2 separate regions of the Homo sapiens genome follow, and region 1 is linked to region 2. Evidence: chromatin contacts called from ENCODE Hi-C or POLR2A ChIA-PET data. All regions are on one chromosome and are shown on one strand. The core of a region is the stretch at or near the end of the contact, and the rest is flanking DNA. Distances in the headings are between cores, read along the strand shown.

The links. Hi-C counts contacts between places; a loop is a spot of excess contacts on that map. ChIA-PET counts read pairs that join two places held with the same protein, here RNA polymerase II (POLR2A). Pooled maps may share reads with other maps.
Region 1: a pooled map shows a loop between it and region 2 (3-fold over the local background). The contact joins two enhancer-like sites. A Hi-C loop is called at or near these places in 1 of 37 single-sample maps with no recorded cell type and 2 of 50 pooled maps. POLR2A ChIA-PET finds 5 or more read pairs at or near these places in 1 of 52 experiments (WTC11).

What each region holds. Positions count from the first base shown.
Region 1 is chr3:12,994,914-13,001,352 of GRCh38, reverse strand. All of the region lies in intron 1 of IQSEC1 (IQ motif and Sec7 domain ArfGEF 1), which reads left to right. Among named protein-coding and RNA genes, the nearest start is that of IQSEC1, 75 kb to the left of the region's middle. RefSeq lists silencers at 1-124, 6,104-6,373 and an enhancer at 6,054-6,439. Within about 2 kb of position 1,737, at least 17 of the 41 ENCODE cell types and tissues checked have a DNase peak (open chromatin) inside an H3K27ac peak, as active enhancers do.
Region 2 is chr3:12,645,743-12,651,895 of GRCh38, reverse strand. All of the region lies in intron 1 of RAF1 (Raf-1 proto-oncogene, serine/threonine kinase), which reads left to right. Among named protein-coding and RNA genes, the nearest start is that of RAF1, 15 kb to the left of the region's middle. RefSeq lists an enhancer at 3,119-3,168. Within about 2 kb of position 4,120, at least 5 of the 41 ENCODE cell types and tissues checked have a DNase peak (open chromatin) inside an H3K27ac peak, as active enhancers do.

The sequences.
Region 1 (6,439 bases), core at 488-2,987, 350 kb before region 2:
GATAGGGAACATGAAATGTCCAACCTCATGCATCTATCAAGTGCCCACAAGCCAGCACAGGCAGTGTGGGGTAATGATAAGAACTCACTTAGGATCGGGCATGGTGGCTCATGCCTGTAATCCCAACACTTTGGGAGACTGAGGTGGGCGGATCACTTGAGGCCAGGAGTTCGAGACCAGCCTGGCCAACATGGTGAAACCCCATCTCTACTAAAAATAAAAAAATTTAAAAAAAAAGCTGGGCATTGTGGCAAGCACCTGTAATCCCAGCTACTTGGGAGGCCTGAGGCAGGAGAATTGCTTGAACCCAGGAGGTAGAGGTTGCAGGGAGCCAAAGTCGAGCCACTGTACTCCAGCCTGAGTGACAGCACACGCCTCTGTCTCAAAAAAAAAAAAAAAAAAAAGACTCACTTGGGTAAGTCACTCCCCATTCCTGAGCCTCTGTTTTCTCACCTGTAAAATGGAGGGCACACCACCCATCTCAAAGAATCTGCAGGAATAGAGATAGTTTGGATAAAGTATCTGGCACAGTGCTCTCTGACACAAAGTGGGTACCAGTTCATGGAAGTTGTGTTTATTGCAAGCCTGGGGCTGTGCCCACCAACTGGCCCTCCTTCAGCCCTCCCCTCCACAGTGCCTACTCTCCCCAGCAGGGCAGCCCTTGAGGGCTGGCTCCTGGCTTCAGCCTTCCCTCTGCTGCATATACCTCACCTGTCTGCTTACAGGGCATGGCTCTGTAGCAGGCCCTGTGCTCGTCCTAGTAAAGCAGTGATGAAGCAGACTCTATTCCTGCTTTCAGGGACCTTCTGGGCAGGTGGACAGAACCATTAGCTGATGACCACAGAACAGCATGGTAGCTGTTATTTTTATTAATAATAGCTAACATCTATAGAATTTCTGCTCTGTACCTGGCCCCACTGTCTCAAGATGTACAGGACACTGTGGGAGCCAAGAAGATGACGTCTAGAGGAGGTGACATTTTTAGAGCTGGATTTAAAGGATGGGTTTGGACTTCAGCTAATATACAAAGAGACATGAGCTTTCTATGAATTTTTGCCCATTTGATGGATGAAAATGAGATTATCATTTGATTTGTGTTTCTGTGTAAGGTCGTACATCTTTTTGAATGTTTACAGGCCATTTGTATTTCTTTTTCACTGAACTACCTGGTCAAATTGATTGGACATTTTTATTTTGAGTTGTTCATTTTTTTTGTTTTTGATTGATTTGGAATAACTCTTTATATATGGAGGAAACCAAGGGAATAGTATGTGCTAATACACAATGATATGAAATAGTACAGTGTGCTTGAAAAGCATTAGGTTTAGCCTAATTTTGAGAGACATAGTTGAAGATAGAGCTAAGCAGGGAGGCAAATGCTAGTTCCTAAGGAGCTTGGACTTTATTACACAGGACATAGGAGCTACAGAAGCGTTTAGAGCAGGGAAGGGATGTGATCGAATGTGTATTGTTGAAAATTACTTTGATAAGGGACAATAATGGACAGAGTGAAGAGCTAGAAGGGACAAATTGAGGCCAGAAAGTACAGGAGCTTGAATGTCCCCTGAAGAGTGTCTACCTGGTTTGGTGGGCAGTAGGGAGTCACAGAAGGTTCTGGGTAATGACCGATGGTGAACTGCAGAGACAATGGGAACTGAGAGTTGCCTGCTATACTTCCTGCTTTGTGGACAGCTATAAAGTGCAGGGGGCGGGACGGAGGCCAAGGCTAATCTCTGGGTGGGGTGAGCGGTTTTGTTTCCCAACATGACGCTTTGTTCCCCTAGATGTCCCCGCCCCACGTGGGCGCCCAGTGCTGTGTCATCTGTCCCCACACCACAGGACTGACCTCCAACCCAGACAGACGAGACCATTGCCAGGGGTAACCTAGAGAGGAAATATGAACTAAGAGTTTCCAGGCAGGGCACTGGGAATGGGAGAATGAAGAAGGAACAGCACACTGCCGAGCTGGGAGGGATTTTAGAAGTCATGCAAGGCAGTTTACCCTCAGCCCTGCTCCCATGAGCCCAAGGACAGGGAGTCCCTACCTCCCCAGCAGCCATTCCATATCTAAGTGGCTCTTCCAGGGAGAAGGTTCTGGAGCTGGTATGGCATCAGAGTTGTAAGGAGTCTTAGTACTCGTCTTATGCTTCTTGATAGAGGGGACCTTGAGGCTCAGAAGGGACACCTGCCTTCCTGAAGTCACACGGGGAGTCATCCTGAGTGCCACAGCAGGCTCTTAGAAATCAGGCTTCTCAGCTCCCCACTCAGAAATTAGTTTTAAACATAATATTTTACAAACAGTAATACATGCATGTAGTAATACATGCAAAAAATACTTAAATGAAACATTTCAGTGAAAAGCCAGTCTCCTTTCCACTCCATCCCCCAGGGCACGAAGACGTCTAGGGGGGCAAAGCTTCATGTTGGGAAACAAAACCACTCAACCTACCCAGAGATCAGCCTTGGCCTTGATCCTGCCCCCCGACCCCCCACTTTATAGCTGCCCACAAAGCAGGAAGTGTAGCAGGCAGCTCTCCATCCCCACTGTCTCCACAGTTCACCCTCGGTCATCACCCAGAACCTTCCCCAGGGCATGGCAACATGGCAAAACCATGTACCAGTTTCTTGAGCATCTTTGTCAGAGACAACATATGCAGGTACCAGCAGATATTCTATACCCCCTCTTTTTTTTTAATTCCAGATTTTTATTTTTATTTAAAAAAAATTTTTTTAAGAGGGACCCTTGCTACATTAACCCAGGCTGCTCTTGAACTCTTGGCCTCAAGTGATCCTCCCACTTCATCGTCCTGAGCAGCTGGGATTACAGGTAAGAGTTGCCACACCTGGCTTACTCCCTCTTTCTTACATAAAAAGTAACATACCCTACATCCTTTATTGCACCTACCAAAATATCTTGGGGATTGTTCCTTATCATATCAGTCCATGTAGAGATGCCACTTTTTTGTTGTTGTTTTTGTCTTGTTTTGTTGTTTGTTTTTTTTGAGACAGGGTCTCACTCTGTCACCCAGGCTGGAGTGCAGTGGAGTGATCACAGCTTAGTGCAGCCTCAGTCTCCCCTGGTTCAGGTGATCCTCCCACTTCAGCCTCCTAAGTAGCTAGGATTACAGGCACATGCCACCACACCCAGCTAATTTTTGTGTTTTTAGTAGAGACGGTGTTTTGCCATGTTGCCTAGGCTGATCTTGAACTCCTAGCCTCAAGTGATCCACCTGCCTTGGCCTCCCAAAGTGCTGGAATTACAGGTATGAGCCACTGTGCCTGGCCGTAGAGCTGCCACATTCTTTTTGATGGCTGCATAGGCTTCCATCATATGGATGTGTCTTAATTATAATCTGTTTAACAAATCCCTCACTGGTGGACTTTAAGGAACAAGAATACTTCAATAATTTTTATTCACTTTAAAAACATTTATAGTAATGTGCATTATGACATTTCGGTCAATGACACACCACATATATGATGGTGGTCCCATAAGATGATAATACCATATTTTTACCGTACCTTTTCTATGTTATGTTTAGATACACAAATATCTACTACCTGGTCAAATTAATTGGACATTTTTATTTTGAGTTGTTCATGTTTTTTTCTTATTGATTTGGAATAACTGTATATGGAGGAAACCAAGGGAATAATTGTGATTAAGTGCCTGCAGTGTTCAGTACAGTCATATGCTGAACAGGTTTGTAGCCTAGGAGGACTAGGCCATACCATATAGCCTAGGTGTGTAGTAGGCTGTGCCATCTAGGTTGTGTAAGAACACTCTATGAGGTTTCACAATGATGAAATCACCTAAGGACACATTTCTCAGAATGTATCCCCATCATTAAGCACTGCAAACCTGATTGTTTAAATATAAAGACATGTCAAGAAGAGACTTCAATTGGCCCATCAGCTTGTGCCCAGATAACCCCTGTTGACCTTTTAAAAATCAATTATTACAAAAAAGTATAAAATGAAAAGTAAAAGCGCCTCACATATCCATTCCATGCACCCCTCAGTCCTCCCAAAAGGTATCCATCAATAAGAGTTTTTTTGTTTCGGCATATTTGTGTCCTTTGGGAAAATTAGGAAATTCCCACACACATCTACATAGAGCCTTTTAACTTGTACACAAAAGGATCATGATATACAGTCTTCTGTTCCTTGAATTTTTCAGTAGAAATATGACCTGGAGATCTGTCCATCCTAGGACAAAGTCCCAGTAATGGGTATCTTAATGAAGTTACTCCCTCTCCTACTGCTGGACCCTGAAGATGGCTCTTTTCTTTCGCTGTTTACTGGTACACACAGTGCTGTGTTGTCTGTCCTTGTATTTTTATATTAGCATGCTGTAGTAGCTTCGCCATACCCTTCCCGATTGGTTGCACCATCTGGCACCTCACCCTACAGCATTTTTGAGAGTGCTCATTTCTTCCCACCTTTAGCAGCAAAAGTATTAGCAAACTTATTCGTTTTTGCCAACTTGGTAGATTAAAAAATGGCAACCATGTTGTGTTTTGATTTGTATTTCTTTAATATACATTTAATTACAAGTGAGATTGAAGATCTTTCCATGAGCTGCTTGTTCATATCCTTTGCTCTTTTTTCTAATGGGTTAGTCATCTTTTTCCTATCGATTTGAAAGACCTGTTTATGTATTAGAGAAATTAACTTTCATTGCATTTTCCTCAATTAAATTCTGTCATATGTGCTGCAGCAGACATTTTTTTTCAGTTTACCATTTGTCTTTTTTACTTTGTTTATGGTATTTTGATTCCATTTACATAGTTTTAATTTTTATGCAGTTAAGTGTTCGACATCTTCCTTCACGGCTCCTGGGAATGAAAATATTTACACAGTGCATTTTGTGCAGGCTTTCCACACATTATCATAGTTAATTCTCACAGCAGCCTTGGAAGCGAGGCAGGGTGGGAATTTTTAGCTTCAGTTCCATTTTAAGGATGAGTTCAAATGAGTCTCAGAAAAGTCGTGGGACTTGCCCAGGTCCAACAGATTCTAAAACCTTTGTCATTCTCACTTCCTCACCTGCCTTCCAACCAGCCAGGTGACCTACTCCTGGCACTGACAACAAAAGTATATGGCTTCTCAGGGACTGCATTTTTAAATATTAAAACTACAAGCATCTTATCTTCCCTTAACTGCTCTTTAAAAAAAAAAAGTGTTTTTAAGAGACAAAGTCTTGCTCTGTTGCCCAGGCTGGAGTGCAGTGGTGCAATGATAGCTCGCAATAACCTTGAACTCCTGGGCTTAAGCAATCCTCTTGCCTCAGCCTCCCGAGTAGCTGGAGCACTACCATGCCTGGTTAATTTATTTTTGAGATGGAGTCTCGCTGTGTTGCCCAGGCTGGCCTCAAAACTCTTGGCTTCAAGTGATCCTTCCACCTCAGCCTCCCAAAGCACTGGGATTACAGGCATGAGCCACCACACCTAGCCCTTAAAAATATTTTTTAAACCTCCAATAATATGGAAGGGTAGAATATGCAGTGGGGATGGGACTCACATTTCAGCCCACAAGCCCATTCCCAGGGGATCCACTGTACAGTTGGCTGTGAGCACTGATAAGAAGCCATGGGCTTAACTCTTGCCACGAGGCAGGAAGACCCACCAGGAGCTGGGCCGTTCCTTATTCGTCTCTGTCACCAGTGCCTTGGGTATTCTAGGGACAACTTAGATGCTCAATAAATTCTGCAAGAGTGGGGAGTGGGGCAGTCAGGCACACTGCTTAGACGCTACAGCTTCGCAGGTGGGTGTTCAAATCCCAGCTCACCCCTTAGCTGCTGTGTGAATGTGGGCAGATGACTTTACCTCTCTGCCTCGGTGTCCTTGTCTGTAAAATTGGGATACTAGTTTCTGCCTCAAGTAAATGAATAATCCTCCTCCAGTGCTGAACAGTGTCTACATCTCACTTCTGATCCGTCTGTGCCTTTCTGGATCCATTTGCCCATTCTCACCTGACCCAGATGTCCAGGGTCATGAGATGTCAGAGGTAAAAATCAGGGTCCCTCCTTCTGTCCTTTCCTCCCAGAAGTCCAGAGGGGGAAACGTCTTGCCCAAGGTCACACAGCCCCTCGTGGCAGGACCCACAGAGCCGGGTCTCCTGACTCATGACATCACTCGCTCAGCTTCTCTGGCTGGGCCCTGGCGGCCCCGTCCCTCCGGTCTCCGGTCTCGCCGCCTCCGGGCACCAGGGGGCGCCTCGTCCCAATCGCAGCCCGCCACCTGACGCCCTCGCTCCAGACCGGCGGGGTTCCGGCTGCGGGAGAGAGGCCGCCGCTCCCGGCCCGGCGTTCAGGGCTTCCGGGGCAGGTCTGCTCTGCGACCCACCAGGGAGGGCACTCGCGCGTCCTCGCTTTCTCCTTAGGTGCACCCCCGCGGGCGCGCTCCCGCCCATATCCCTTCCAGGCCCAGCCTCTGCT
Region 2 (6,153 bases), core at 2,871-5,370:
CTGAGACCACAGGCATGCGCCACCACACCTGGCTAATTTTGTATTTTTAGTAGAGACGGGTTTTCACCATGTTGGCCAGGCTGGTCTCAACCTCCTGACCTCAAGTGATTTGCCCGCCTTGGCCTCCCAAAATGCTGAGATTACAGGCATGAGCCATCGTGCCCAGCTCATATTTTTAATTTGTTTCCCTCCCTCTTTGAACATGTATTCTGTGATCAATTCGTGTATCTTTTTTTTTTTTTGAGACCAAGTCTCGCTCTATTGCCCAGGCTAGGGTGCAGTGGTGCGATCTCGGCTCACGGCAACCGATCTCAGCTCACTGCAACCCCCGCCTCCCGGGTTCCAGCGATTCTCGTGCCTCAGCCTCCCGAGTAGCTGGGACTATGGGCATGAGCCACCACGCCTGGCTAATTTTTTTTGTATTAGTAGAGACAGTGTTTCACCATGTTGGCCAGGCTGGTCTCGAACTCTGGACCTCAGGTGATCCACCCTCCTCGGCCTCCCAAAGTGCTGGGATTACTGGCATGAGCCACCACACCCAGCCCAATTTGTGTATCTTAAAAAATTATTGGGAAAAGAAATTATTGCAAAAAATCTATATATATTGGTATGAGATTATAAGCATGTAGGGAAACACTGAAGAATAATTGGTTATTGGGAGAAGGAAAGGAAAGATAAAACAAAGAAGGGGTTAAAAGATCCCCTCTAATACATGTAATGTTTAAGTGCTATAGAAAAAAAGCAGGGTAAACATTTTAGAAGTAAAAAGGCTTGCTATTTATAATGAGTGCCTTTGTAAAGACATTAATTGTGAATATTTAAAATAAAAGGAAACAAAGTTATGTAATAAGAAAGGCTGTATCCTTCATCAGGCTCATTTCTTTACCTGCTTGTCTGTGCTTATTCCCTGGGCACACTTTAGCTTTTGTTTTACCTCTGCGTTAGTCTGTTGAAATATTGCCCCTTTAAGCTCAAATACACAATGAAATATCCTTGTCTACCTCTTCTTCCACTCAAGCTAGAAGTGACCTTACCACATTTCAGATTCTTATAGTATGTTTCTTAAGAATCCTCCCTACCTTTAATTTCATATTTTGTTGTAGGCCTACTTGTCTTCCTGAAAGCTCTTAGCCCAGTGCCTAGCACATATTCAATTTTTGTTAAACGGTGGTGGTTTTTACTTCTACTTTAAGGGGTTCTGAAATGCAAGGACCATGTCTCCCTGAACTTTATATTCCTCAAAGCAGCTAACAGTTGAAAGTAGATTCTTAGAAATTGTTGAATGAATGGTGCTCTTTATTCTTTTTTTCCTTTCATTCCATGCTGGGTTACAGTCTATAGAGAGGCATTCTGGTTCTTTAGATTTATGTGATAGTGATTCGGTATTCATGAAAAAGGGTTAGGAAAATATTGTAATTGTTAACTTTTCTCCATTGATATTCAGCAGATATTTGAGTACCTAATTTTGTGCAATGTCCTATACTGGATGATGGATTATAACAAGATTATAGGAAATACATGTAGTTCTTCAATGCTTTGGTATATAATTATGTAGGTTATATTTTCTTTTTTGAGATGGGGTTTCATTTTGTCACCCAGGCTAGAGTGCAGTGATGCAGTCACGGCTCACTCCAGCCTCGACCTCCTGGGCTCAGACAATCCTTCTATCTTAGCCTCCTGAGTAGCTGGGACTGTAGGCATGACTACCATGCCTGATTAAATTTTTTTTTTTTTTTTTTTTTTTTTTTTTGAGATGGAGTCTCGCACTGTCTCCCGGGCTGGAGTGCAATGGCGTGATCTTGGCTCAATGCGACCTCCGCCTCCTGGGTTCATGCAGTTCTCCTGCCTCAGCCTCCCGAGTAGCTGGGATTACAGGCGCCCATCACCACACCTGGCTAATTTTTTGTATTTTTAGTAGAGATGGGGTTTCACTATGTTGGCCAGACTGGTCGCGAACTCCTGACCTGGTGATCTGCCTGCCTCGGCCTCCCAAAGTGCTGGGATTACAGGCATGAGCCACTGTGCCTGGCTGCCCAGCTAATTAAAAACAATTTTTTTGTAGAGTTGATGTTCCCCCTCAGTTGCCCAGGCTGATCTGGAATTCCTGGGCTCAAGCACTCCTCCCACCTCGGCCTCCCAAAGTGTTGAGATTACAGGTGTGAGCCTGACCCTAGGTTATATTTTTGTGTTTCATTTACTATTTTATCCTCTGGCAAAATAGCAGGGTATAATTTAGAGCTTTAATGAATTAATGGTGTAACTAACAGTGAAAACTGTGTGTGTGTGTGTGTGTGTGTGTGTGTGTGACAGTCTCTGGCCCCCATGCTGGAGTGCAGTGGCACGATCATAGCTCACTGCAGCCTCAAACTCCTGTGCTCAAGTGATCCTCCCGCCTCAGCCTCCTTAGTAGCTGAGACTAGAGGCATGTGTCACCATGCCCAGCTAATTTTGTTTTATTTTTATAAAGATGAGGTGTCACTCTGTTGACCAGGGTGGTCTTGAACTCCTTGGCTCAAGCCATTCTACTGCTTTGATTTCCCAAATTACTGAGATTACAGGCATGAACCACCATGCCTGGCCAGGGAAAAATTTTAAACATGTCTTTCTTTTGAGAAAATTATTATTGAAAAGTTGGTTAAAAGTAATTTCTGAAGAACAAATGATATTATCAGTTTTACAGGTGTCTTACTGTAACTCTTAGAAGTTGTTAAAGTTTACTATTGAGCGCACCACTAAAGACTAGGGAATTTTTCTTTTTCTTTTCTTTCTTTCTTTTTTTCTGAGACTGAGTTTTGCTCTTGTTACCCAGGCTGGAGTGCAATGGCGTGATCTTGGCTCACTGCAACCTCTGCCTCCTGTGTTCCAGCAATTCTCCTGCCTCAGCCTCCCAAGTAGCTGGCATTACAGGCATGTGCCACCACGCCTGGGTAATTTTGTATTTTTAGTAGAGACTGGGTTTCTCCATGTTGGTCAGGCTGGTCTTGAACTCCCGACCTCAGGTGATCCGCCCACGTCGGCCTCCTAAAGTGCTGGGATTACAGGCGTGAGCCACCGCATCCGGCCGATGGGAATTTTTCTATTTGAAAGCCATTGACTCCAGAAGGAAGTGTAGGGGAGCTGGCTGAATCAGATGGTTACTTTTTTTTTTTTGAAGCAGAATCTCACTCTGTCACTCAGGCTGGAGGACAGTGGTGCGATCTCGGCTCACAGCCACCTCTGCTTCCTGGGTTCACATGATTCTCGTGCCTCAGCCATCTGAGTAGGGAATACAGGTGTGCACCACCACATCCGGCTAATATAGATGGTTACTTCTTGAAACTGCTTTGGTAAGATGTAAACTTGGGGGAATACCTCTTCTCTTGAGGACACATCTCCTCTGCCAAATGAGTGATGCCAGTGTGTAGAATGAATGATTCACTTATATTCTGTGTCCTTATCTTTGAGGAGGGCTAATTTTTTTTAACCACTTGTTGAATATGCAAGATTTACTGTGAAAATTAATGCCTTTAGTATGAAAGAGAAATTAGTGTGGAAATTGTTAGTGTTTCCAGGTGATTTTTTTCCCCCTTCCTTCCTACTTCATTATGTAGCTTTTTTTTTTTTTTTTTTAACTTCGCTGTTACTTGGCTATCTGAATAATCATTCCTAAACCATATTTTATTTGTACATTGTGTGTTTTGGTACTTGTGTTAATGGTGTACTTTGAATACACATCTGTTTATTTTAAAAATCAGCAGTTGCTGACTAGATGAAGAAAACAATGACTGATTTGAAGGTGAAAAGAAAAACTCGGGTTAAAAAAGAGTCCAGACAATGTGATTTAAAATGAAAATAATTTAAGCTTATTTGTGGTGAGAGTTAAAAATAAAGTTGGCTCCAGGTATCATTTGTGGAACTGATTTGTTTTAGCATAATTGTTTTTGAACTAGCTCGTTTTTAACTTGTATTTTTAAAGTTACACTTTTAAAATGTAGGAGTCTGTTTTGTAAACTTGTACAGCCCCTGCTAACTTTTAGAAGAGTAGAGTGGCTTATTTCTTCATGTGTGTTTATTCTGGGCTGTCATCTGATGAAGTTACCAGTTTGTGGTCAGAAATTGAGAAAGAGGAGTGAGGAAACGAAAAATATTGACACGTACACATCACCTTGCAGTGCATGAGAGTGCCCTTTTGGACTGGTTAGGAAACTAACATTTGAGCATATTTGCTCAGCAGAAACTTTTTATGTGTGAAAGTTATTTTTTTTCCAGTGTTGTGACCACTTAAAATTTATTTATTTGTTTTGTTTGTTTGTTTGTTTGTTTGAGACAGGGTCTCACTCTGTTGCCCAGGCTGGAATGCAGTGGCACAATCATGGCTCACTGCAACCTGGACCTCCCTGGGCTCAGGTGATCCTCCCACTTCAGCCTCTTGAATAGCTGGGACTACACATGTGCTACACCGTGCATGGCTGATTTTTTGTAGAGATGGGGTTTCTCCATGTTGTCCAGGCTGGTCTCAAGCTTCTAGGCTCAAGCAGTCTGCTTGCCTCAACCTCTCAAAGTGCTGAGATTACAGGGGTGAGCCACCATGCCTGGCCTGAATTTCTTTTTTTTTTTTTTTGAGATGGAGTCTCGCTCTGTCGCCCAGGCTGGAGTGCAGTGGCGCGATCTCAGCTCACTGCAGCCTTCGCCTCCTGGGTTCCCGCCATTCTCCTGCCTCAGCCTTCCGAGTAGCTGGGACTGCAGGTGCCCGCCACCACACCAGGCTAATTTTTTGTATTTTTAGTAGAGACGGGGTTTCACCATGTTAGCCAGGATGGTCTCGATCTCCTGACCTCGTGATCTGCCCGCCTCGGCCTCCCAAAGTGCTGGGATTACAGGCGTGAGCCACCACGCCTGGCCGGTAATGAAGATTTTAATAATGACTTTAAAAACCAGGCACAGTGGCTCACTCCTGTAATCCTAGCACTTTGGGAGGCCAAGGTGGGTGGATCATTTGAGGTCAGGAGTTTGAGACCAGCCTGGCCAACACATTGAAACCCTTTCTCTACTAAAATCACAAAAATTAGGCTGGGCGTGGTGGCTCACACCTGTAATCCCAGCGTTTTGGGAGGCTGAGGCAGGTGGCTCCTGAGGTCAGGAGTTTGAGACAAGTCTGGCCAACATAGTAAAACCCGTCTCTACTAAATATACAAAAAATTAGCCGGGTGTGGTGGTGTGTGCCTATAATCCCAGCTACTCGGGAGGCTGAGGCAGGAGAATCATGTGAACCCGGGAGGTGGAGGTTGCAATGAGCCGATATTGTGCCATTGCACTCCGGCCTGGCAATAGTGTGAGACTCTGTCTCAAAAAAAAAAAAAAGACAAATACAAAAATTAGCAGGGCGTTGGTGGTGCGCACCTGTAGTCCCAGCCACTCAGGAGGATGAGGTAGGAGAATTACTTGAACCTGGAGGCAGAGGTTGCAGTGAGCTGAGATCGTGCCACTGCACTCCAGCGTGGGTGACAGAGGAAGACTCCACCTCAAAAAAAAGACTTAAAAGAAACCGGTAATATCGTTATTATATTTCTGCCTGTCTTAATTCTTTATCCATTTGCTGTAGATTATAATGTTAGCTGCATGAATGAAAGATTATATTTTTCCAGCTACTCAGGAGGCTGAGGTGGGAGGATTGCTTGAGCCCAGGAGTTTGAGGCTACAGTGAGCTATGATGAAGCTACTGCACTTCCAGCCTAGGTGACAAAGGGAGACTCCGTCTCTAAAAAACAAAGATTAGATTTTTGATACACCATCTATTAGTATATTATTTAATGAGTAAAAAGAAAGGATAAGTTATAAAAAAGCATTAAGAATATGACTGCTCTAATGAATTTAAGCTAAATCCTTTGTTGTTTAGAAGTGAAGTAAAAATCTCTTAAATATGAAGAAAAATTTTAATTGCTTGTGATATATAAGACATGGTATATACAGTCTTTTTCTTTCCTCCACACAGAGGTCTGATGCATTATTTACAAACAATATTTATTTAAAAGTAATGTAATAAGCCAGGCACAGTGGCTCATGCCTTGTAATCCCAGCTCTTTGGGAGGCTGAGCTGAGACGCTGCTTGAGGCCAGGAGTTCGAGACTAGCCTGGGCAACATAGTGAGACACCCCCCTCACCCCACCCCACCTC